Regions from separate parts of the Mus musculus genome. Here all the other regions are linked to region 3. Evidence: chromatin loops called from intact Hi-C (ENCODE). Cell type or tissue: left cerebral cortex. All regions are shown on one strand.

Region 1 (8,000 bases), 210 kb after region 3:
TGCCACACAATTACACAGGGGGCCCTCTGGGTGGCACTCCCTACCCAGAAGCCAGTGGGTTCCTAGTGGTGATCTCAATGTGACATATCCACCATTTACCTCAAGATCAGAGGTGGCAAACATCTAAGGTGCATTGGAGTGACTATGCTAAGGGCACGATCTGCCCCATCACTGTGAAATGTGTGCACAGCTTCTGGAGTGAAGAGAAACCTCCTGATAATTTTGGAATCATGGCTTCTTCCTGTTCTGGTCCCCTGAACAAGTTCCCTGCAATAGTTGTCATGTCAGGAATTAAACATGAATATCTTACATATACTTTTTAAATTAAATCCCTAGTCCATAAAGAGACCAGAGTGGCTGTTTGCAGTGGAAGCTGAAGGGCTCAGTGTCTCATGAGCAGTCTGCCATATTTCTTTCACGATGACCTCTGCAGACAGAGGAGCCTCAAGGACATATGTGTTCCAACCGCTTGGATGATGTACTGATACACACTCCCCCTTTCCTTTCCACCTGCAGAAAGGTCATTCATGAAACAAGGACCCGGCCCACCCCGCTATGGAAATCAGTGAGGAGGCTCCTCAGGAAGCTGGGACTAGATCTACCTCAAGATCCAGCTACACCACCCTTGGGCACACACCCACAGGACTCTATATCCTACCACAGAGGCACTTGCTCAAGCTTGTTCACTGCTGCTCTGTCCATGAGAGCTAGAAACTAAAACCAGCCTAGATGTCAGCCAATGAAGAAATGCATAAAGAAAATGAAATAACACACATGAAATATTATTTAGCTGTTAAAAAGAAAATGGTGAAATTCCTAGGTAGGTGGATGGAAATAGAAGAAAAAAAAATCATCCTGAGTGAGGTAATCCAGACCCAAAAAGAAAAATATGGTATGCATGGTATATATTCTCTTATATGTGAATGTGAGCTCTTGAGTTTTTGAAAAGCAGGATACAGGGCTACAATCTATAGAGCCACAGAGGATAGGTGTAGAGGAAGGGACTAGTTGGGGAAGCAAGGATCTCCCTAGGAAGGAGAATGAGAATAGATAGCTGAGGATAGAGGGGACAGGGGATTAGAACAGGAGGATCAAATGGGTAGAAAGACTGCAGGAGGCCATGGGGATGGAAAACAAGCCATCCAGCAAGCCCTTACAGACACAGGACTGACAGACACAGGAAGCCTCTGAGACTGTGGCAGCATGCACAGGGCCTGTACTGGTCCAACCCAGATGGGGTTCCAGTGTTGAGAGAAGTGGACACAAGACCCCAACCTTATCCCAGAATCTATCTCCAATTGATAAATGCTCCCAAAGAAAACCATTACTTTTCTCTGATGGAGTCTCACTGGGTATCCAAACCACTCTTAAGGATAGCCCCCATGCTCAGCCAACTCAGTGACACTGTAGGAGATGTTTGTTTGTTGTTTGTCTGTTTGCTTTTTACCCTACAGAACCTTTGCTTACATATTACGGATTTCAGTTTTGTCTTTTTTCTATGCATTCTCTCTGTGTGCAAATACGTGTGTCCCTGTGTCTGCATGCATTTCTTGTGCTTTTTTTCTCTGCCTTTTCTCCCTATTTGTTTTGTCCTATTCTTGTTCGTTTGTTTTGTGTTCTTTTATTTGTTTGGATTCCTGTTTCTTTTCTAATGAGAAAGAGAGAAAGATTGTGAGTTTGGGTAGGTGGGGGGGTAGTTTAACAGGGTAGGGGAACCCATAATTGAATATATTGTATGAAAAAAATCTACTTTCAATAAATAAAGAAGCAAGACCACAGCTTAGGAGTTAGAGAAGAAGTCTTGGCTATCTGGGAGAATCCTATAGCAGGTGTTATCTCTTATCCTCAACTTTTCCATGAAGGAACTGAGAACTTTAATCCATTCCAATTAAATCTGTAAGAGGCTACTCCGTTGCAGCCAGTCTGACTCCAAAGCTGGGACCTTAGCCCCTGTGCTGTGCCCCTGCCCCATCCACTTGGTTGCTGGCTTGGTTGCTGGTACCTTCTGCTTCATCTCAGTCTGTGTTCTTACAAGTCCCTCTAAGTGGCTGCGATCCTGTGAGACGGCAGTGTCTTCCTGGTGCATCGAAGGCCCCCATGCAGACAGCCTGAGTCACCAAGGAATGAAAGGAGGATCCGCAGTGTACAAGAGAGTCCATGCCAGCCAGAGCACCAAAAGGCAGGTTTAGTCTGTGTATGCTTGAGTTTTGTGTGAGTTATGCATGAGTGCGTGAATGAGTGAGTGAGTGAGTGCATGCGTGCATTAATTTGGTAAGTTTCCAGCCTTAAATAGTACAGAAAAAAAAGGCAAAGAAAGAAAGAAAGGAGAGAGGGAGGGAGGGAGGGAGGGAGGGAGGGAGGGAGGGAGGGAGGGAGGGAGGGAGGGAGGGAGACCGATTGTTTCTCTCCATTTACACACATGTGTCCTATGCTGGTAGAGACCAGAAGAGGGTGTGGAATCCCCTGAAACTGGAGTTACATGCTGCAAGCTACCATGTGGGTGCTGGGAAGCCGGCCTGAGTCCTCTGCAGGAGCAGCAAGTACTCTTAACTGCTGAGCAATCTCCTCAGTTCCCAGATTCTTTTTTTATGGAAAATATTCCAGATTTTAAATGCAGCTAACTAAATTGAAAAAAAAATTGTAAACCTTATGTAGGTCAAGCAAAACACTCCACCATCTGTGTTTCTGTCCTTGGAATTTAAAACAAGCACTGGGCATAGATGCTCACTCAACAAGCATTAGATACCTCCCTAACAACTGAACGGCAATCTCACTTGTTTGATCTGACATGTTAGAATTCTCTGTTCTACCTTTTGCTCCTATCCTGCTAGAGGCTAATCTAAGTCTGGGATAACTAAAGCTCCCTGAAAGGGAAGCAGGGATTGAACAAGCCAAGGTTATTAGAAACGGAAGAGCTTTTTAACACCCGACTCTTTAGAGCCTGAGGTAAGGGAGGTCAAGACCCTCTCCAGGGCTGCTTTGCTTTGTCTACGGTTGGCCAAGGAAGAGGTCCACAGCATACATGTGCATCTTCCCTGTCCTACTCTGGGGCGATACATAACTGCACACTGGCACTTCACTTGGAAAGTCTTGTTTTCCACCTTTAACAAGATGGATAGATGAGGGTCTATCCTATCTGTAACATCTTTTGGTAGAAACATAAAGAACTCTCACCCCTAACTGAAGGCTATGGGTACTTGACAGCTCTAAGCAGGGAGAGCCACTTTTCTTTGCAAAAGTGTCTCCAGTCGGTTGACCATGCTGCAGAGGATGGCCCTGTACCATATAGGCAGCACAAAGTGGACACCATGATTTATTTACAAAACAAACACAAAGAGAATACAAAGTGGGCAGGGTACCGGAAGTCCAGGGTGCAGGATGGACCTAGAAGGAATTACAGGGAGGCATGTGGATGAGTGTGTTCAAAACACATTTTATGAAACTCTCAGAGAAGTAATAAGATATTTTTTAAAGCTTGTGACTAATCTTACAGTCTATTATAATCTAGTTAGTAGAGATCCCATCCCTGGATGGCCAGTACAGGAATAGACCCGTCTACAAGCTACCCAAGGCCGACCAGGCTCCAGCCTGCCAGGTATTTAGGCACTGCCAGGTCAGTGTTATGGCAGAAAGGCAGAGATGAACTGAGTCTGCTGAGTGAGAGAATGACTGAAGCGTGGTAGCAAAGCAACACCCAGAATCTTAGAACTCACTGGGAAGGAAAGAGCTAAGCTGTTACAGGAACAGAGCAGAGAGCAGCACTCAATGGAACTTCCCCCTGAGAAGGGGGGTTTAATGAGCAAACGCAGTTTATTCCTTTGACTTGGAGATTTTTTTTTTCATTCCCCAGGTGAAAGAGAGGAGCCATTTTTTAAAAAGGAGAACTGAAAAGGAAGATATCTAAGCTAGTCGTCCTTATATGACAAAGTGTACAACAGGAAGGATCGATAGGACAATTGACTGCAGCCGCTCTATGACAATTGAGTCTAACAGACTCTCCTTCCAGACTTCACCTGACAGCATTATGCAGCAGCTCAGAATGCTTCCAGACAGATCCCACCCCCCTCCCCCTGGTGTTCTAAAAATACTCGGGTGGGGGAATCTATATGTGCATTGGTCTATAATTATAAGCTACATAGATTAATCTGTTGGAAGAAAGTCACCCTGCCACTCTGAAATGGTTAACTCTTTGATAACCTGTCAAGGTCCAACTGAACCAAATCTTTTATTCGGTGTCAGTGTTTGTGCTATGGCAGTTGTGGGCTTCTTGGCTCTCTTCCTGTTGCTATGATAGCTCTGCATTGGAGATAGCCATAGACACCCTGACCTGGTGACCCAGTGACCCCCCCACAACCATGCTTTGAATACAACTACAATGGCTCCCAGCAGAAAGATGAAACCAAACTACTGAGAAAATTCCCTTTTAGACCTGGGACCCTTCAGTTAGCAGAGCATGGGAAGGGGAGGGTGGAGTAGCAGAATTAATGGCTCAACTGCTCCCTGCCTGCCTGTCCCCTCCTGTTTACCCAGGTGGGCAATGATGCTGTGGAATTAGAACCATAGACGCCAAATCAAAATCTCTGTGCTACAGTTGAAGGCTCGAACAATTCTTTGACTGTCTTAAAACCAGACAGACGATCTCCAGAGAGCTAAGCTGTCCTTCTCTCTGCTGATATAAACTCTGTCTGGTTTGGGGTTTAGCCTCAAGAAAATGCCTTAAATTCCACCTGATGTCTTTGAAGTGTCAAGGTGGCCAGTGACATGGGTTTCCTATGGTCCTCAAGATGTTCTGTTTTACAGACCTCTGGTTTCTGGGAGATAAGCTATGTCCCCTCAGTTCGTAGCTTTGCAACTAATCATGAACACAAAGAACAGAAATTACGTGGGTCTGGGGACTCTGCCTGAAGCGTACAAAGAAACGCGCAGTTGCGGCTTCGCAGCCTGGCTTTGGGAGCAGTTCTGTGACACAGAATGACACCCCTGAAATGTGGAATGTCTTTCCACATTTCAGTCTTAAGTTACATAACCATTTTGTACCTGTCTTTTCCTCTGCAAAATGGGGTGACTACAATGTCTGCCTAGAATCTTCCCTGAAGCTGACGAGTTAATCCATTTCGTTCATGAGAGGGGTGGAGACGTAGCATGCATTACACCGAGAGAGAGCTGGATGGGGAGAAACGTTTTCGAGCTTCCTGGCCTGGCTTCAATGCCATTCTTACCCAGAAGAGCAAATCTTCAAACGCCCCAAACCCATGCACTCTACAGCTCTCTGCTGCCCCCTGCTGACACGTTACTAATACTGTCGTAGAGAGGTGGCTCTTTTACCGGAAGGAAAAGTTAGACCTGCTTTTCAGCAACTGTCTATTGCATCTATAGCCGGCTCTTCTACAAGCCCGAGCTTCTGCGCCTTCGTCTGTGCTCCTCCTTGCCCTCTCATTTTCCTCTCTCTGCCCACATCTCCCATCCAAGCCAGGCCCACTTCAAACGCCCCGGAAATCGTGTAGTCTGCCTATCTGCCCCCGTCAGAGACAAGCCATAATCTCCAGAGCACATCACATCATTCATTGTCCACTCTTCTCTGCGCTGTAATTGGTTCTGAACTTACCTTACTGCCGCTTACATACTATGTCACATCTATGACTTAGTCACCTGCTTCCCCAGCTGTACCCGACCGCATAACCCATTCATAAAGACTGGTCTCGCATGCTTGCCCAGTCAGTGCTGCCTCACTAACTACCATGCTCCTCCCCACAGCCCAGGGCCTCACCTTCCAGATTATTACCCATCTTACTACACCCACCTCACTGGACTCCCAGACCCAGCTGCAAGCTGTTCCTGCAGCAATAGATATACTTTTGGTAAACAAACTAAAACAAAAAGGACCTCCACCCTCCCCGGCTTCCCACCTTTTTCCCTGCTGAAGCTATTCTGACAATGTAACATCGTTTGCTACTGTAGCTCAAGTCCTGGGGGTATTTTCATATTCTCAGTTCTTTAGCCACACTGGTCTTTCAGTTCCTACAAGGTGCCACATCCTATCAGGGCATAGAGATTCTTCTACATCGCTATTTCTTCCATCCTCTCCTCTTCCTCGTGCCCTCTCCCCAGTCACTGCAAAGCCACTCCCCAGTACCTCAGGCATCACGGCCTCAAAAGCCTTTCTAGATTATCTACGCAAGCTCCCCAAAATATCTGTCTGTCTTTATAACCAACCCATTGTGCTTTTAAACCCCTACTTTAGTTCATTCATTAAGACTTGCCATCCCTTAGGGACTGTATGCTCCATACACACATATATATGAAGCCACGTTAAACAGAATCCTGTCAAAGTGTCTAAATGCATATTAAATCTAAATCCCTATGTTGATTCCACTTTTATAATTCAGAGTTTAGACATTCAGTTATAGATGAGAGGAAGACAAACAGGTCCCTGAAGCAAATTCAGCAAGGAATCCGAGTGCTACTTCTGGCCCTTACCCTCAGTGCTCATGTCTGGAGTGGGCATCCAGATGTAGGACAAGCCTTCTTCCTTATACAGCTTCATCATGGTGTCTGGAGTCATGGGTTCAGGGTAGCGGTTGCAGCCTGAAGAATTCTGGATGATATCCCATTCAGTCTGGAAATTCATGACAGCTGTAACTCCCAGTTCATGCTTCAGTTTGATGGTCACATGTTCCAGTTGGCGAGGGCAGCTACCCAGCCAGATATTTGGTAGAATTCTAGAAAGAACATACGGGGTCAACCATTACTAAGGTTCTAACTTGAGTTCTCAGCATCTGCATACAACATATGCTATTGAAGTACAATTCATCTTCCAATCTGATAAGGCTGGATTTTTTTTAAGTATATAAGAAATAATACTAGTTTTTAAAACTACTTGTTTTACTGCTTCAGGAAAACTTATTATGATATCAACAAGCACAACAGGAAGTGGACATAGAAACTAAATCTAGGAACATATGAAAATAAACTCAACATGTTGTATGTGCTCTATGAATGTTACACAAAATCTATCAATTCACAATTTGCTAAACACATGAAACTCAAGAAGAATGAAGACTGAAGTGTGGACACTATGCCCCTCCTTAGAATTGGGAACAAAACACCCTTGGAAGGAGTTACAGAGTCAAAGTTTGGAGCTGAGATGAAAGGATGGACCATGTAGAGACTGCCATATCCAGGGATCCACCCCATAATCAGCATCCAAATGCTGACACCATTGCATACACTAGCAAGATTTTATTGAAAGGACCCAGATGTAGCTGTCTCTTGTGAGACTATGCCGGGGCCTAGCAAACACAGAAGTGGATGCTCACAGTCAGCTAATGGATGGATCACAGGGCTCCCAATGGAGGAGCTAGAGAAAGTACCCAAGGAGCTAAAGGGATCTGCAACCCTATAGGTGGAACAACATTATGAAATAACCAGTACCCCTGAGCTCTTGACTCTAGCTGCATATATATCAAAAGATGGCCTAGTCAGCCATCATTGGAAAGAGAGGCCCATTGGACTTGCAAACTTTATATGCCCCAGTACAGGGGAACGCCAGGGCCAAAAAGGGGGAGTGGGTGGGTAGGGGAGTGGCGGTGGGTGGGTATGGGGGACTTTTGGTATAGCATTGGAAATGTAAATGAGCTAAATACCTAATAAAAAATGGAAAAAAGAAAATAAAACAGATAAACAAAAAAAAAGAAGTGAATCTAAGCTTTAAAAAAAAAATCTATCAATTCATTCTAAACACATTAAATGTGAAACCACCTACAATCATCTCAAATTTCAAAATTAAAAAAAAATACTAAAATACAGCCATCATTCTTTATCACTACATAAAATTCTTCCAGCAGTATAAGGCCTGTAAAACAAGCTAAACTTGGGAAACAGAAAACTTCTGTTAAATAAACTCAAAACCAAGTTTAAGTCCATTAGCCCCAAACATTTTTCTATATGTTGATCAAAGGTCACTTAAAGGGCTCTCCATTTAGTTCACCAGTTTTCTTTAA
Region 2 (8,000 bases), 130 kb before region 3:
GAAATCCAAAACACCATCAGATCCTTCTACAAAAGGCTATACTCAACAAAACTGGAAAACCTGGATGAAATGGACAAATTTCTGGAAAGATACCAGGTACCTAAGTTGAGTCAAGATCAAGTTGACCTTCTAAACAGTCCCATATCCCCTAAAGAAATAGAAGCAGTTATTAATAGTCTCCCAGCCAAAAAAAGCCCAGGACCAGACGGGTTTAGTGCAGAGTTCTATCAGACCTTCAAAGAAGATCTAATTCCAGTTCTGCACAAACTATTTCACGAGATAGAAGTAGAAGGTACTCTACCCAACTCATTTTATGAAGCCACTATTACTCTGATACCTAAACCACAGAAAGATCCAACAAAGATAGAGAACTTCAGACCAATTTTCTTATGAATATCGATGCAAAAATCCTTAATAAAATTCTCGCTAACCGAATCCAAGAACACATTAAAGCAATCATCCATCCTGACCAAGTAGGTTTTATTCCAGGGATGCAGGGATGTTTTAATATACGAAAATCCATCAATGTAATTCATTATATAAACAAACTCAAAGAAAAAAACCACATGATCATCTCGTTAGACAAAGAAAAAGCATTTGACAAGATCCAACACCCATTCATGATAAAAGTTTTGGAAAGATCAGGAATTCAAGGCCCATACCTAAACATGATAAAAGCAATCTACAGCAAACCAGTAGCCAACATCAAAGTAAATGGAGAGAAGCTGGAAGCAATCCCACTAAAATCAGGGACTAGACAAGGCTGCCCACTTTCACCCTACCTTTTCAACATAGTACTTGAAGTATTAGCCAGAGCAATTCGACAACAAAAGGAGATCAAGGGGATACAAATTGGAAAAGAGGAACTCAAAATATCACTTTTTGCAGATGATATGATAGTATATATAAGTGACCCTAAAAATTCCACCAGAGAACTCCTAAACCTGATAAACAGCTTCGGTGAAGTAGCTGGATATAAAATTAACTCAAACAAGTCAATGGCCTTTCTCTATACAAAGAATAAACAGGCTGAGAAAGAAATTAGGGAAACAACACCCTTTTCAATAGTCACAAATAATATAAAATATCTCGGCGTGACTCTAACTAAGGAAGTGAAAGATCTGTATGATAAAAACTTCAAGTCTCTGAAGAAAGAAATTAAAGAAGATCTCAGAAGATGGAAAGATCTCCCATGCTCATGGATTGGCAGGATCAACATTGTAAAAATGGCTATCTTGCCAAAAGCAATCTACAGATTCAATGCAATCCCCATCAAAATTCCAACACAATTCTTCAACGAATTAGAAGGAGCAATTTGCAAATTCATCTGGAATAACAAAAAACCTAGGATAGCAAAAACTCTTCTCAAGGATAAAAGAACCTCTGGTGGAATCACCATGCCTGACCTAAAGCTTTACTACAGAGCAATTGTGATAAAAACTGCATGGTACTGGTATATCGACAGACAAGTAGACCAATGGAATAGAATTGAAGACCCAGAAATGAACCCACACACCTATGGTCATTTGAACTTCTACAAGGGAGCTAAAACCATCCAGTGGAAGAAAGACAGCATTTTCAACAATTGGTGCTGGCACAACTGGTTGTTATCATGTAGAAGAATGCGAATCGATCCATACTTATCTCCTTGTACTAAGGTCAAATCTAAGTGGATCAAGGAACTTCACATAAAACCAGAGACACTGAAACTTATAGAGGAGAAAGTGGGGAAAAGCCTTGAAGATATGGGCACAGGGGAAAAATTCCTGAACAGAGCAGCAATGGCTTGTGCTGTAAGATCGAGAATTGACAAATGGGACCTAATGAAACTCCAAAGTTTCTGCAAGGCAAAAGACACCGTCAATAAGACAAAAAGACCACCAACAGATTGGGAAAGGATCTTTACCTATCCTAAATCAGATAGGGGACTAATATCCAACATATATAAAGAACTCAAGACGGTGGACTTCAGAAAATCAAATAACCCCATTAAAAAATGGGGCTCAGAACTGAACAAAGAATTCTCACCTGAGGAATACCGAATGGCAGAGAAGCACCTGAAAAAATGTTCAACATCCTTAATCATCAGGGAAATGCAAATCAAAACAACCCTGAGATTCCACCTCACACCAGTCAGAATGGCTAAGATCAAAAATTCAGGTGACAGCAGATGCTGGCGTGGATGTGGAGAAAGAGGAACACTCCTCCATTGTTGGTGGGATTGCAGGCTTGTACAACCACTCTGGAAATCATTCTGGCGGTTCCTCAGAAAATTGGACATAGTACTACCGGAGGATCCAGCAATACCTCTCCTGGGCATATATCCAGAAGATGCCCCAACTGGTAAGAAGGACACATGCTCCACTATGTTCATAGCAGCCTTACTTATAATAGCCAGAAGCTGGAAAGAACCCAGATGCCCCTCAACAGAGGAATGGATACAGAAAATGTGGTACATCTACACAATGGAGTACTACTCAGCTATTAAAAAGAATGAATTTATGAAATTCCTAGCCAAATGGATGGACCTGGAGGGCATCATTCTGAGTGAGGTAACACATTCACAAAGGAACTCACACAATATGTACTCACTGATAAGTGGATATTAGCCCAAAACCTAGGATACCCAAGATATAAGATACAATTTCCTAAACACATGAAACTCAAGAAAAATGAAGACTGAAGTGTGGACACTATGCCCCTACTTAGAATTGGGAACAAAACACCCTTGATAGGAGTTACAGAGACAAAGTTTGGAGCTGAGATGAAAGTATGGACCATGTAGAGACTGCCATATCCAGGGATCCACCCCATAATCAGCATCCAAACGCTGACACCATTGCATACACTAGCAAGATTTTATCGAAAGGACCCAGATGTAGCTGTCTCTTGTGAGACTATGCCGGGGCCTAGCAAACACAGAAGTGGATGCTCACAGTCAGCTAATGGATGGATCACAGGGCTCCCAATGGAGGAGCTAGAAAAGTACCCAAGGAGCTAAAGGGATCTGCAACCCTATAGGTGGAACAACATTATGAACTAACCAGTACCCTGGAGCTCTTGACTCTAGCTGCATATGTATCAAAAGATGGCCCAGTCGGCCATCACTGGAAAGAAAGGCCCATTGGACAGGCAAACTTTATATGACCCAGTACAGGGGAACGCCAGGGCCAAAAAGGGGGAGTGGGTGGGTAGGGGAGTGGGGGTGGGTGGCTATGGGGGACTTTTGGTATAGCATTGGAAATATAAATGAGATAAATACCTAATAAAAAATGGAAAAGAAAAAAAAAAGTAAAGACAGAATGGAAAATGTCAGCCTTAGAGTGTTGCTTGAAGTTTTTGACATCTTTCAGGAAACCAGGATATATTCACAGGCTGTAATACTCCCCCAAATGACTTTATCTATCAGGTCTGCATAAAAAGGACAAGATAGACCAAATCCCCTCAGCAGTTCTCTCTGCAAGTAGGGCTGCTCTTATTTTTCTGGCTGCAAAATTTGCATTATTATATGTCCACAAGCTTATGGGGACCAAGAAGTGTCATGCAGTGATTGAATAAGAATAACCATTATAGCTTCAGGTTTTTGAATACTTGCTCCTCAGTTGGTGGAACTGTTTGGGAAGGATTAGGAGTTATGACCTTATTAAAGGAGGTGTGTTACTGGGTGTGGGCACTGATATTTCAAAAGGCTAATCCACTCCCAGTGTTTCTTTTTTTCTACCATCTACATGAAGATCAAGATGGGAGTTCTCAGCTACAACTCCAGTGTGATGGGAGGGAAAGTACACAAAAAGTTACTAATATGTGCTTTACATGGCACAGAAAATACATAGTAAAATGAAAATTCTGAGATGCAAATAAAGCAGAGTGTTTTTATGCAAGATTTGATAAGAAGTATGTATCCGCCAGCAGCCACAGGATACTGGGTTCCTGAAAGAAAAGCTGGGGGTGGATGGGAAGGACTTCGAGAGAAATAAGGAGCCAAGACAAAGTTCTCTGATCAAGGCTCAAAATTTCATAAACAGCTCTGAATTTATATGGGAAAACCCAGGGCTGGGTTCTGTTGCTTGTTTCAGCTGGATTGAGTTGCAAATAGGTTCTCCAGCAGCTCAGTGGGCAGGCAGTTCTCAGTTCTCTGGCAGGAAGATGTAAAAGTAGCAAGGCCAGATGCCTGGCTCTAGTGTTAGAGGCTTGTTCACTCAGCTCAAGGCTGGGGGTGGGTGGAGGCACAGAAGTAGACAATTCTGGAGGCACAAGACACCATGAAAGAAGATGGTCCAATGGTTATAAACTAGGGGAAATAAACCTGACTGATCATGTTGGCTCAACTCAGGGGAAGGACATTCTTTTCTCTTGGGAGTGGTGATAGCAACTTGCTCAGGAAGACTGTGTGATCAACTTCAACAGAAAGACAAGAACCTCTTGCTTTTGAAATAGTCTCAAAGTCCTTCAGCTTAAGCTTTTGAAGTATTATGTTCTAAAACCCATCACAGGCCTGGAAGTGAAGGGATGGGGACTCCTTATAAAAGAAATAGCATTTCTCTGAGTAGATGTTTTCATAAAATAAGCTCCATTGCCAGCACAGTTCTCACTGCAAAGGGTCTTGAAGACAGTTTATTTTTCATTTAGAGCTCAAAAAGGCAGTGACTTCGGTGCCTGATAGGAGCCCTTCATACAAATTTGATTGTATGACAGCTCTTTGGTTTTACTAAGAACTAATAAATGAAATGACTAGATAGGAAACAATTAACATTGGGCCCTCCATCATCAAAGAGACCGGTATTTTTAGATGGCTATATGTGGAAGATCTATTCAGGTTTTCTAAAGCTACTGTCAAGGGCAATTCAATTATCCCTTAGTTCTTCTCCTTAGACCTCAGGCAGGATTTCCCACCACATGATCATGCCCTACAGGGACCAATAAAAGCAGAGTCATTTTCATTATCTTGGCTCTTCAATCAGACTCCAAGCTGCTCCAGGGTTTCATCTTTCCTGTGAGGTTAGTTCATTTTTCCTTCTGCTTATTTTTTCAGACTTGGTGTTTACATTTTTTTTTTCAGCTTCTGAGCCAACTAAGTCCACATCAGGGAAGCTTTTAGTTAGAATATTCTGATGTCCCCCAGAGGACAATTATGACCAAGCTAAAGTTCATGGCTAGAAAATATTGTTTCCCCAGACACAAAATTTTACCTTCTCCCAGGTGAACCACAGTAAGGTATTGACTGAAAAAGAAATTCTTTAGTTTTGACATATTGTAAAGACATTTAAAATGCTAGTTATTTCGATAACTATAAAATATTTCTATAAAAACTCAAGTGAACACAGACAATGTAATTAATAATTCAAATAAGACAGTTCACTTTTAAGATAGGAAAGTAATTTAGAAAGATAAAAAATTAGATTTTTTTAAATTAAAAATTCTTCCTCTTTAAAAAATATATTATAGAACAAGAAACCAAGCTATAAACTTTGTGACCCATTTATCTTTAATCATTATTCTTCAGACTGTCTCTCCAATAAAAGTACTTTGTGCATCAGATCTTCTACCAAAAGATCAATTAGTTTTTAGGCTATTCTATGAGTAAGTGCTGGCTTCATCTCTTAAGTCAACTTCTCCTGTCCAAATAAGTGGCTCTTTCACGTCACTATTTGTTAATCAGAGCAGGGAAAAAAATCAAACCTATGAAGCTCAGGAGCAAATCTTAATTGGTGTCTCTAAAAATAGGCATTCTATCTCAGTGAAACACAGAACAAACTGGCTACCACTTAAATTAAAGATTTGACTTGGAAAATAAATATTAAGCAATTATCAAACGACTATGCATTTTCTCTTGTGCTTACACTAAATTAAAAGGCAAATACATGGTTCCTAATTGTCCTTTTCCATTTAACAAAATTCATTGGCATTCCATGAAGATTCAATCAGACAAGCAGTTGGGTATTTCTCTTAAATGTATTATTTGCTGTGTATCCATGTGATCTAATTTTTTTTTTATTATTTTCTATATATCTGTGTCTTCAGACCTTAGAGGTTAGAGTCAATATTTTCATTTCACTTGGAGACATGACATAGGTCATGGAATACCTTTGATTCTATTTGAGCACATGAGAGATTACACTCTAGGCCTGGTTCCTACATTTATTCCAAATGTTTTCATTGTAACAAGAACTTGCAGTGGTTGATATGGGCATATTTGGGAATACTCCCTTTGTTCTTCACCCTCTCTCTTCTGGATAGTGTCTATACTGACTAGTTCTCTGTCAACTCAACACAAGCTAAAGTCATGTGAAGAATGGAACTTCAACTGAGAACGTGCCTCTCCTGTAGGGCATTTTCTTAATGGTTGGTGGGGGAAGACCCAGCTTATTTTGGGTGGTGCCCACCCTGGACTTGTGGTCCTGGATTCCTTAAAAATTTACACTGAGTAAACCATGATGAGTGAACCAGTAAACACTACTCACCCCTCCACAGCCTCTGCAACAACTCCTGCCTCCAGATTCCTACCCAGTTTGAATACCTGCATTGATTTCTCTCTGTGTGTTTTAAGGTATGTAAGCCAAATAAAACCTTTCTTCCTCAAGTTGCTACTCATCATAATGTTTCATCATCATCATCATCAACAACAACAACAACAGGAACCCTAATTATGACAATACCTTTCATTTTCTTCCCATGTTTGTTGTAATTAAAGATTAGAACTAGATCACTCATGTACCTGCCAATAGACTCTGTCATCAAGAGATAAATCTCCTGTCTGCTTAATTAGGGAGTTTGTTACGCATTTTCAACTGGCTAACAAAAGGAACCTTATATATTTACACACACACACACACACACACCATAAATAGATTAGTAAAATTGTCTTTCAACGAGAAATTCTTGAAATGCAGCTTTTTTTAAAATATTAACCAACCTCCCCTTCCCTCTTCTGTTGAGCACTCCCTATCCTCTGAGAACTTAATGTATCAGTTGCTACTTCCTTTCTTCAGTGTTCCTGCTCCTGTTTTCTTGCCATCCTGCTTTCAGTAGTGCCACTGTGTGAGCCAAAACATAATGGCAGCTCTAACTTCTCTATCTAATGGCTCCTTGTAACCACTTAGTGTCAAAATAACATTGCCTTCTGGAATGGTTACTCTTGGCTGGATTGAAAAATGTCTAAAGTATAGTAGAGTATATGCTGGGTGTATTGGTGAATGTTAAAGATTCTGACTTTATAAATGAATTAGCCTATGATAGATTCAAAATCTGAATACGCTTGGGGGATGTGGAGGAAATATGGAAGATGAGAACCTGGTTGGAAGTGATAGATCACTAGGAGGTTAGTAGGAGCTTGGCAGCTATGTCTTCCCTGATCAGTATACACTACATCTCCCTTTTGCTTCTGGCATGTCTGGTAGTACACTACCTTACCTACCTTACTAACTAACCTATCTTAGTGTGCAAAGTAGGTTAGTTCCTCTACATGTTATCCCCACTATGTTGAACTAAAACTTTTAAATCTATGAAAGAAATAAACCCTTTTCTATTTTATGTTTAAAGAACATATTTTGTTACAGAAATGGTAAAGGTCATCGTTGTGCCCGGCCAGCAGATCACAGCCTGGGTTCTAGCCTGGAATGGCATTTTGGAAACCTGGAAGAGAAGAGGGACTGGGCTGCGCGAGATAAGGAAGGAACCAAGACAAAGGTCTCTGCTCAAGGTTCAATTTTTACTATTCCGGCACTCAGTTATGAAGGAAGGGGGAGGGGTCCGATTCCTGCCAAATAATATTCGAGTCCAGTAGCAGGGTGACCAGTATATGGCTCCGAACAGCAAAGCTGCAGGTTCCAGCAGTGGGCGTGGCAGAACGATTGAGCCGGCAAGCTCCTTCCAGGTGTAAACAGTGAAACCATTAAGGCTGGGGGAGGGGAGGCTACAGGTCATAACATTCCTCCATTAGTCTATGGGATAGATGTGTGTGACAATATTCTTGGAGAGGAATTAATTAACATCTACTTACC
Region 3 (8,000 bases):
TGATAGTTTTGATGTATTCTTGGATTCAGTTTGCAATAATTTTATTTTGTTTTTGCATCAATATTCATAAGCATGATTGGTCTGAAGTTCTCTTTTTTGGTTGAGTCCTTGTGTGGTTTAGGTATCAGTGTAATTGTGGCTTCATAGAATGAATTAGGTAGTGTTCTTTCTGTTTCTACCATGACTGCCATCCAAAAGACCCAACAAGCAGCTGAAAGGGTCAGATGCAGATATTTGCACCCAACCAATGGACAGAAGCTGCTGGCCCCTGTAGTTGAATTAGGGAAAGCTGGGGAAAGCAGAGGAGGAGGGTGAACCTGTAGGAGAACCAGCAGTCTCAATTAACCTGGACCCTGAGATCTCTCAGACACTGAAACACCAACCAGGCAGCATACACCAGCTGATACAAGGCTGATACAGCAGAGGACTGCAGGGTATGGGTTTTGTCAGAGAAATGAACCTAACTCTCAAGAGACTGGAAGTCTCAGTGAGTTTAGAGGTCTGGTGAGGTGGGGGTAGGGGTGGGGACATCCTCATGGAGACAGGGGGTGGGGAGGTGGTATGGGATATAGAACAGTCAGAAGGTGGACCAGGAGGGGAATAAAATCTGGAGTTTAAAATAAATAAGTTTAAAAAACCTACTTCCTGTAGGTCAACCTGTGGAAGACCATAGCTTAAACTGTATCAAATTATTCTCTGCTTTAAACAGATCAAATAAAGTACTACATAGGTGAGGCTTTTTAATATACTATCATCTTGTGGTTGTAGGGGAACAGAAGTAAGTACCTTCAGAGAAAGAATTCATTTAGCTAAGATAAAGAGTTACATGCAGGATGGGTCTGAGGCCTGTTGTTCTCATGCTCTCCCTCCCTCCCTCCCTCCCTCCCTCCCTCCCTCCTTCCCTCCCTCCCTCCTTCCCTCCCTCCTTCCCTCCCTCCCTCTTTCCCTCCCTCCCTCCCTCCCTCCCTTCCTTCCTCCCTTCCTATCTCCTCTCTCTCTCTCTCTCTCTCTCTCTCTCTCTCTCTCTCTCTCTCTCTCTCTCTCTCTCTCTCTCCCTCTCTCTCTCTCCCTCTCTCTCTTTTCTCTCTGTTCCTTGGAGCTTGAAGTCAAGGGAGACTGATTGATGGCTGCCTTTTCTGTACACATTCATACTGAATAAAAATGTTTCTTGATGATATCAAAAGAGGCTTCTTTTAGCCCACTGGCATATGAACTCAGAATAATTATAGTTCCCAAGTGAAGTAGACTTTGGTGTATCAGACATCTGTTTATATAACAATCTGTGTAATTAGAGCCGGGTAGAAAGAACTTGTGAGACATGGTGACGGGATTCTCTTGAAAGCTGTAGAACAATCATTTATGTGAGGCTGCAACTCTTCAGAGGCGTAGGCATCAAAACATTCCTCATCAAAGCCCTTTGAGTGAAGTAAATAAATAAGCATGACAGAGTCTCGATTCCAAAACATGCAAATCATTTTCTGTTTGATTTTTCCATGACTTCTGTTTTAATGTCATAATCCCAATGGAGGTAGGAAAACTGTAATGAGAAACAACGTAAAAGTTATCATTTCAGCCAAACGATCTGGGCAGTGTGGGTAGCTGGTTATTTATCTGAATATCTAATGCACACATTAAGCAGTTACCCATCAGCAAGGGCATTAAGTATTATGTCCTCTTAGTCTCCCTCTTGATCTGCACCAAAGGGTGCAGAAATATTACCAGGCTCCTCAGGAGGCAAAAGCATAAACAAGGGGAAGAATTGCTACCTTATTGGTAGTTCTTATGAGCCCTCTCCTAAACGTATTCATGTGAACCTCTGTCTCCTGAGATTTGCAGATGTGCGACATGTTTCTGAGCCTATCCCCCTTGATCCCAAGTCTCCTTCTTACAAAGATAATCAATGACAATAATTTTCTCTCTGGCTAGGGAGAAAATGACCTTCAACTATAGCAGAGTCAAGCAAAGACCTCAAAACCTGTCTTCAAAAGTTACTTGCTTGCAGTTTGCATTGATGAGCTTCTGTCTTCCCTCAAATACCCTCAAGTCTAATTAGGCTGAGAAATACAGAAAATGCATATACACCATTCTTTGTAAAAATGCTAACAGACATGAAACAGGAGAGAACAGCAAAGCATACCGCCTTCACTGAGTGTGAAAACAGTGAATGATCGATGTGGTTTTTGTAATAACAATAGCTACTACTTATCCAATACTCCACATACTGGACACTGTGGTATTAACCACAAACATTTGCATGCATAAATGTAATGGTTTAGTGATGTAAAGACTCAGACTTCTAATATTATAGAGTCATTACAAAACCCACCGAAGTCCTCATGGTCAAATCAATTTGGAACAAACAGAAAAAAAAAATCCAATTTTTCCTAATGTCCAAATTATAGATCTAATTATATTTCTAAGGATTCCCCAGGTCATGCAATGCACAGCCTGAGTGAACATGGATTGGACAAGGTGAAATCGCCTAAAATGGCTACAGATTTTTTGAACTGTTGTCCTTTTTTGTTATTCCAATTATTTACCTAGTCTTTCCTGTCAGTAGTATTTGGTGGCCATCTGGAATTCAATGACTTTGTCCTCCATTCCAACTGGTGTGTAATTATATAAAGTTTCTGTAACTGGGGACTCATCTGTCCCAAAGCACAACTCTGTTCTATGCTTGGGAGAATAACTTCCCACGTGGCTGCAACTAGCCAGAGATCTTCCTATTAGTACATATTATGTGATAAAGAGAAGTAAGAAAGGAGAAATGGCAGCTATGATTGTCTTGCTAAGTGGGAACACTACTGTATAATTTTGCCAAGAGAATGGGTTCTTCCTTCCTGTGTGATTCTGTGCCAGTCATTATCCATCTACCTATCACCCAAATGCTTTGTGATATGATAAAGGTATTAAAATTATTAAATTGCTACATTGTTGTTTTTTCCTTCTGAGTTATCTACGATATTCAGTCCGAGACCTACTACAGGGAGGAGCATAAGTTGGAGGTTTTATTACTATTGTTTGATAGATACGGGGCTTGGATAAATGAGTTTAAAAACTTGTCCAAAATGTTGGGACTGGAGCAGAATGAAGAGTTAGAAATTGAACTAAGGTGGCTGGCATATAAAAGGATTTACTTCAAACACCAGGAGACAGATTATTTTGTTCTTTAATGGAACATCAAAGAACTCATTCCTAAGCATGAAAACAAACCCAGCCTTGAATACAGGTAAATTTTAAAAAACCTAACGGTAGAAAGTACATGGCTAATCCTTTAGAACTCTGTAGATGGGTATGAGGTTACTTAAGATGGTTGAAATCATTGAATGTCAAGTAAATTAAGGAGATGATGAGAGAGAAGGGGGAAGTCTGCTGATATAAAGCACCTCTGTGCCACCCATGGTTGCCAGACCGAACACAGCCAAGTCCCTCACCTCTCAGGGTGGCCATCTGCCACACAGCACATGGTCTTCCAGCTTCAGGAGTTATGCACCTTTCCAAAGGCATCCTGAGATTAGCCTGGGAGAAGTGTCCTCTAAATGACTGCATGTCCCCTTATATCTGACTGTCCTGCAGCTGAGATGACAGCTGGGGAGGCTGATGGCAAGGAGGTGCCCACAGGCTCGCTTGCTTTCACTCCACCTCCGGATCAGCTGTGCCCTTCTCCCCATCTGGAAGGAGGAGCATGACAACCTATTGAAAGCCTGGCCCCGTGCCAGCTTTGCTCTAACTTCCTTTATTATTCTATCTTAGGAAAGCACCTTGAAACTAAACAATGTCGTCTATCTGTCATGTCTGTCATTCCCAGAAAATGGGAAATACTTGATGAAAACCAGTGAGCAGTCTACATCAACCATGACTATTAATATATTGTTTCATACAAATTGATGTGGAAAGCAGTAAGAAATTAGCATCTTGGATCTTACAGCATTTGGGTAAATGATTGTTATATTGGCTAGAACAAATACTAATGCAGACTCATAGTAAGCAATATTTATTATGAATGTGTACTATTAGGCTTCTGTATGTATAATTAATCAGCAGAGCACAGATTACAAGTGAAGAGGCAAATAACTTCAGCTTTAGCTATATGTATCTCATTTAAACCTTTCATAGTGATGTTTTCATATTCAAGAAAGCACAAAATTTAGAAAAAAGCTCCACTCCACTTCTCCTTTAAACCAAAATTATTAAATTTATATAGTATTTAAAATTACTACACATAATGAGTACAGAAAATTTTCCAGATGGAAGAATTTTTTCTAGTTCATTTATTGTTTCTGTGAGGTTTTTATTTTGAAATTATTTGAGATTCTGATAAGCATTGAAAGAATATTACAAAGAATTAAGACAAATTCTCCCAAATATTGACACTTTACAATTTTTCTTCTCTTTCCCCTTCATTCCATGTATGTAGTACTCACACACATATATGTGAATATATTTGTACCTATTTATACAAATCACTTTTCTTAACTATCCAAGGATAAGTTGCAGCCATGAAGCAATAATTTTCCCTTACTCCTTATTTATAATAACTATAACTATCAAAATTGAGATTTTTAACAGAAATTTCATTTAATGCTATTATGAAACCAAAGTTATTATTTCTATCACATCTGTTGTTCCATTTTCCTATAAAGTAGAAAATAATGAAATCTCATATTTACTTTAAAAGTATATTTTCTTGTTTTGGATTATTCTTTGAGAATTTCATTCAATGCATTTTGATGAAATTCTTCATTCCCTCAACAGCTTCCAGATTCATCCCAAGCTTCCCTATCCACCCAATTTTGTGTTCTTTTTACAAATCCACCCAGTGTAGTTTGTCATAGCCAGATGGTCTTAGATGAGTGAACTTCACCACCAGGAGCTGTACTCTTAAATAGAACTGGCTCTCTCCTTTCCCAGCAGCAAACTGCCAACACCTCTTTAGTGAGGTGTGGACTTCAAGCCTACCTCCACACTCCATGCTGGAATTTTGTCTGCCCTGAGCCTACACAGTTTTTCTGTGTGCCATCTCAACTGCTATGAATTCATACATACAGCTGCTGTATACAAAAAACAGTTACCTACTCGTGGGTAGTGCCTATGGTTCTCAAAATCTTTCTCTCACTTTGTATGCAAAGATTTCTGAGCCTTGGAAAGAAGGGATATGTACTGGCTGGTTTTGTGTCAACTTTAAACAATTTGGAGTTATCACAGAGAAGGAGCCTCCCTTGAGGAAATGCCTTCCTGAGACCCATCTGTGAGGCATTTCCTCAATTAGTAATCAAGGGTGGGAGGGCACACTGTGGGTGGTGTCATCCCTGGGCTGCTAGTCTTAGATTCTATAAGAGAGCAAGCTGAGCAAGCCAGGGGAAGCAAACCAGTAACATCCCTCCATAGCCTCTGCATCAGGTCCTGCTTCCTGACCTGCTTGAGTTCCAGCCCTGACTTCCTTTGGTGATGAACAGCAATGTGGAAGTGTAAGCTGAATAAATCCTTTTCTGCACAACTTGCTTTTAGGTCATGATGATTGTACAGGAATAGAAACCCTGACTAAGACAGGATATGATATAGATGTCTGGCTTAGGGCTGATCTTCCATAGTCTCTTATTCTCTGCAGTTTGACCAGTGAGGTGTCTGTTAATTACCATCTATTGCAAACAAGAAGTTTATAGCCTCCATACAATCTATCTAGGCTTAGAATATTTTCAGTCTCTGAGATTTACTGCTGAATAAGCTCACCCTTTGTAGCTCCTTTTGAATTCTAGCTGTCTGGTCAACTCAGCCGTTCTGGCTCAAACTCTTCCTCAAGTTGACTGATTCAACCTGACTTCTTTCTTGTACTCTGACTGAATTGCTCTGCTTGGCCTTATAATAACATTGGCAATGTGTCCTAATCATCTCTTTTTCATTCTCCAGTTCATTCTGTCCTCACCTGCGCCTTGCTTGTCTCTCTCTACAACTTATCTCTCTATAACTGTCTCAGAAAAACTGTCTCTTTCCTTTCTCCTTTTACCCGGCTCCCTCTTATGTTGCCGCTCTTTCCTCTCTCTTCTTGTGAGAGTTGAGCATACCCTATTCTGTCAAATCTTTCTTTGATTCATCGCTTTGTCTGCCACTCAGTTAAACATCACTTTCAAACATGAGTGCTTCCTTTTACAAACCAACTTTACCTTCATTGTACTAAGGATGTGTCTGCATTACAGCCAGGGGAATTAAAGATATTAGCTAAAGACTGAACGATACCAAGACTAAAAACAGGGTTTTTTTTCCTAGTAAATAACACAATCTCAGAGCTCACAGTGTGATAAAATATCCCACAACATCATTAGGTCTTAATTGTGTAATTCTGCTTATCTAAAATTAATAAATGGATTGATATAAAACAACATTCAGCCAGTTACCATTGTAGGATCATATACATAGCTCAAAGATTAATCAATATAGTTTTTAAGTAATAAAATTTATAAATATTATGATTCTTGTCTATTAGTATGTTTTCTTGGAATAGGTGAATTCATGAAAACAGTGGTTGATTGAAATGTAATCATGACCTTGATTTTTAAACATTCTAAATTACTGTATATCTCTAAAGACAAATATTCACATGTGTAGTAAGTTAAAATTACTAGGAGGAAGCTACCTTGTCAGGAAGCCACTGGGTCATATCTCACGGAAGCCACTGGGTCATATCTCACGGAAGCATGCTGGCTTTGCTCTCCCCTATGATGTGATCGCTCGAAGAGTTTATGGTTACCTACAGCAAAAGATCTACTACCAAAGAATGAGAGAAAATAAGACAGATGGCAGAGGGTGAAATTTGCCACAGAAGGCACACTTTGATTTCTGTGACAATGGAATGTGGCATAAGATATTTAAAAATGAATTCCTTATAGTGTCAAGATATAATATTTTATCATTATTATAATTAATTTTACCATATAAATTATTAGGTTACCTTCAGAAGAATTTTTCATTTGAATTATTCAACAGCCTTATCCTATAATGTAAAAAATTACTTTATTTACAGCATGCCACTGGAGGCAGAATTGAAAATATAACAAAAGTCTTAGGCACTAAGTAATCATTACATCATGAATCAAGATGATAAAAAAATAAAAAGTAATATCTAGCAATATAAGAATACAGGAGAGGTCACCTTGGGCATGGAGTCAACAGACACGCCCAAGGTTCCCTAGAGGACACTCCACGTGATCTTAGGACCACCAGTGAGTGGAACACAACTTCTGTTCCAATCCAATCTCGAGGGACATGAGATAGCATTAGGGAAGCAGAAAACCCTGCCTGACCAGGGTCACAAGTCCCTTCCAGTCGGCGCCAGAACTGGGTCACCTGGGCACAGAGTAGGCAGACAAAACTAAGGTCTCTAGAGGACAGCTTATGAGACAGACCCCTTTTCAGGCTCCAGACATCCCAGCACCTGTCCTGCCAGAGGAGAGGTGTCTGCCCAGCCCGGGAAGGCTTTGCCAGAGCACTTAGGGGAGCCATCTTGGTACCTGGATCCCTCAGAGACTAGTCTGTGAAGGTGAGAGGGTACACTACAGAAGCTAACAGCTTCTGTGACAGGCCGAAGCAACACAGCTTCTGGGACAGGTCCTGTTTCAGGCCTTCATCTTCTGCCAGGAGGGAAGTCCGAATGCCAGATATCTGTGCACCTTCCCTGTAAGAGGAGAGCTTGCCTGCAGAGAATGCTCTGACCACTGAAACTCAAAGGAGAGAGTTAGTCTCCCAGGTCTGATGATAGACGCTAACAGAATCACTACTAGAACAATCTCTAACCAGAGACAACTATAACAACTAACTCCAGAGATTACCAGATGGAAAGAGGCAAACGTAAAAATCTTACTAACAGAAAGAAAGACCACTCACCATCATCAGAATGCAGCACTCCCATCTCACCCCAACACACCCGAAAAGCTAGACCAGGATTTAAAAGTATATCTCATGATGATGGTAGAGGATATTAAGAAAGACTTTAATAACTCACTTAA

What was found. Hi-C counts contacts between places; a loop is a spot of excess contacts. Peaks named below come from ENCODE experiments on the same cell type or tissue, not always from the same donor. Only the 100,000 strongest peaks of a DNase experiment are listed, where the experiment ranks them.
Region 1: it touches region 3 in a loop (16-fold over the local background); 2 of 42 quality-filtered maps call a loop at or near these places.
Region 2: a loop joins it to region 3, with 7 times the contacts of the local background. A loop is called at or near these places in 2 of 42 quality-filtered maps.

The regions. Positions count from the first base shown.
Region 1 is chr10:11,447,361-11,455,360 of GRCm38, reverse strand. Epm2a (epilepsy, progressive myoclonic epilepsy, type 2 gene alpha) reads right to left here. Exons shown (of 4, transcript NM_010146.2): 3 at 6,478-6,719. Among named protein-coding and RNA genes, the nearest start is that of Epm2a, 110 kb to the right of the region's middle. In left cerebral cortex, a CTCF peak has its summit at 5,279 (motif pointing left); DNase peaks (open chromatin) are centred at 3,623, 4,022, 4,426, 5,243 and 3 more places; H3K4me3 peaks cover 372 bases; H3K27ac peaks cover 597 bases.
Region 2 is chr10:11,783,607-11,791,606 of GRCm38, reverse strand. No RefSeq gene overlaps it. Among named protein-coding and RNA genes, the nearest start is that of Gm22546, 140 kb to the right of the region's middle. In left cerebral cortex, no CTCF peak of the experiment used is centred here; a DNase peak (open chromatin) is centred at 4,155; H3K27ac peaks cover 515 bases.
Region 3 is chr10:11,657,514-11,665,513 of GRCm38, reverse strand. No RefSeq gene overlaps it. Among named protein-coding and RNA genes, the nearest start is that of Gm22546, 14 kb to the right of the region's middle. In left cerebral cortex, a CTCF peak has its summit at 4,888; DNase peaks (open chromatin) are centred at 1,272, 3,645, 4,948 and 5,257; H3K27ac peaks cover 791 bases.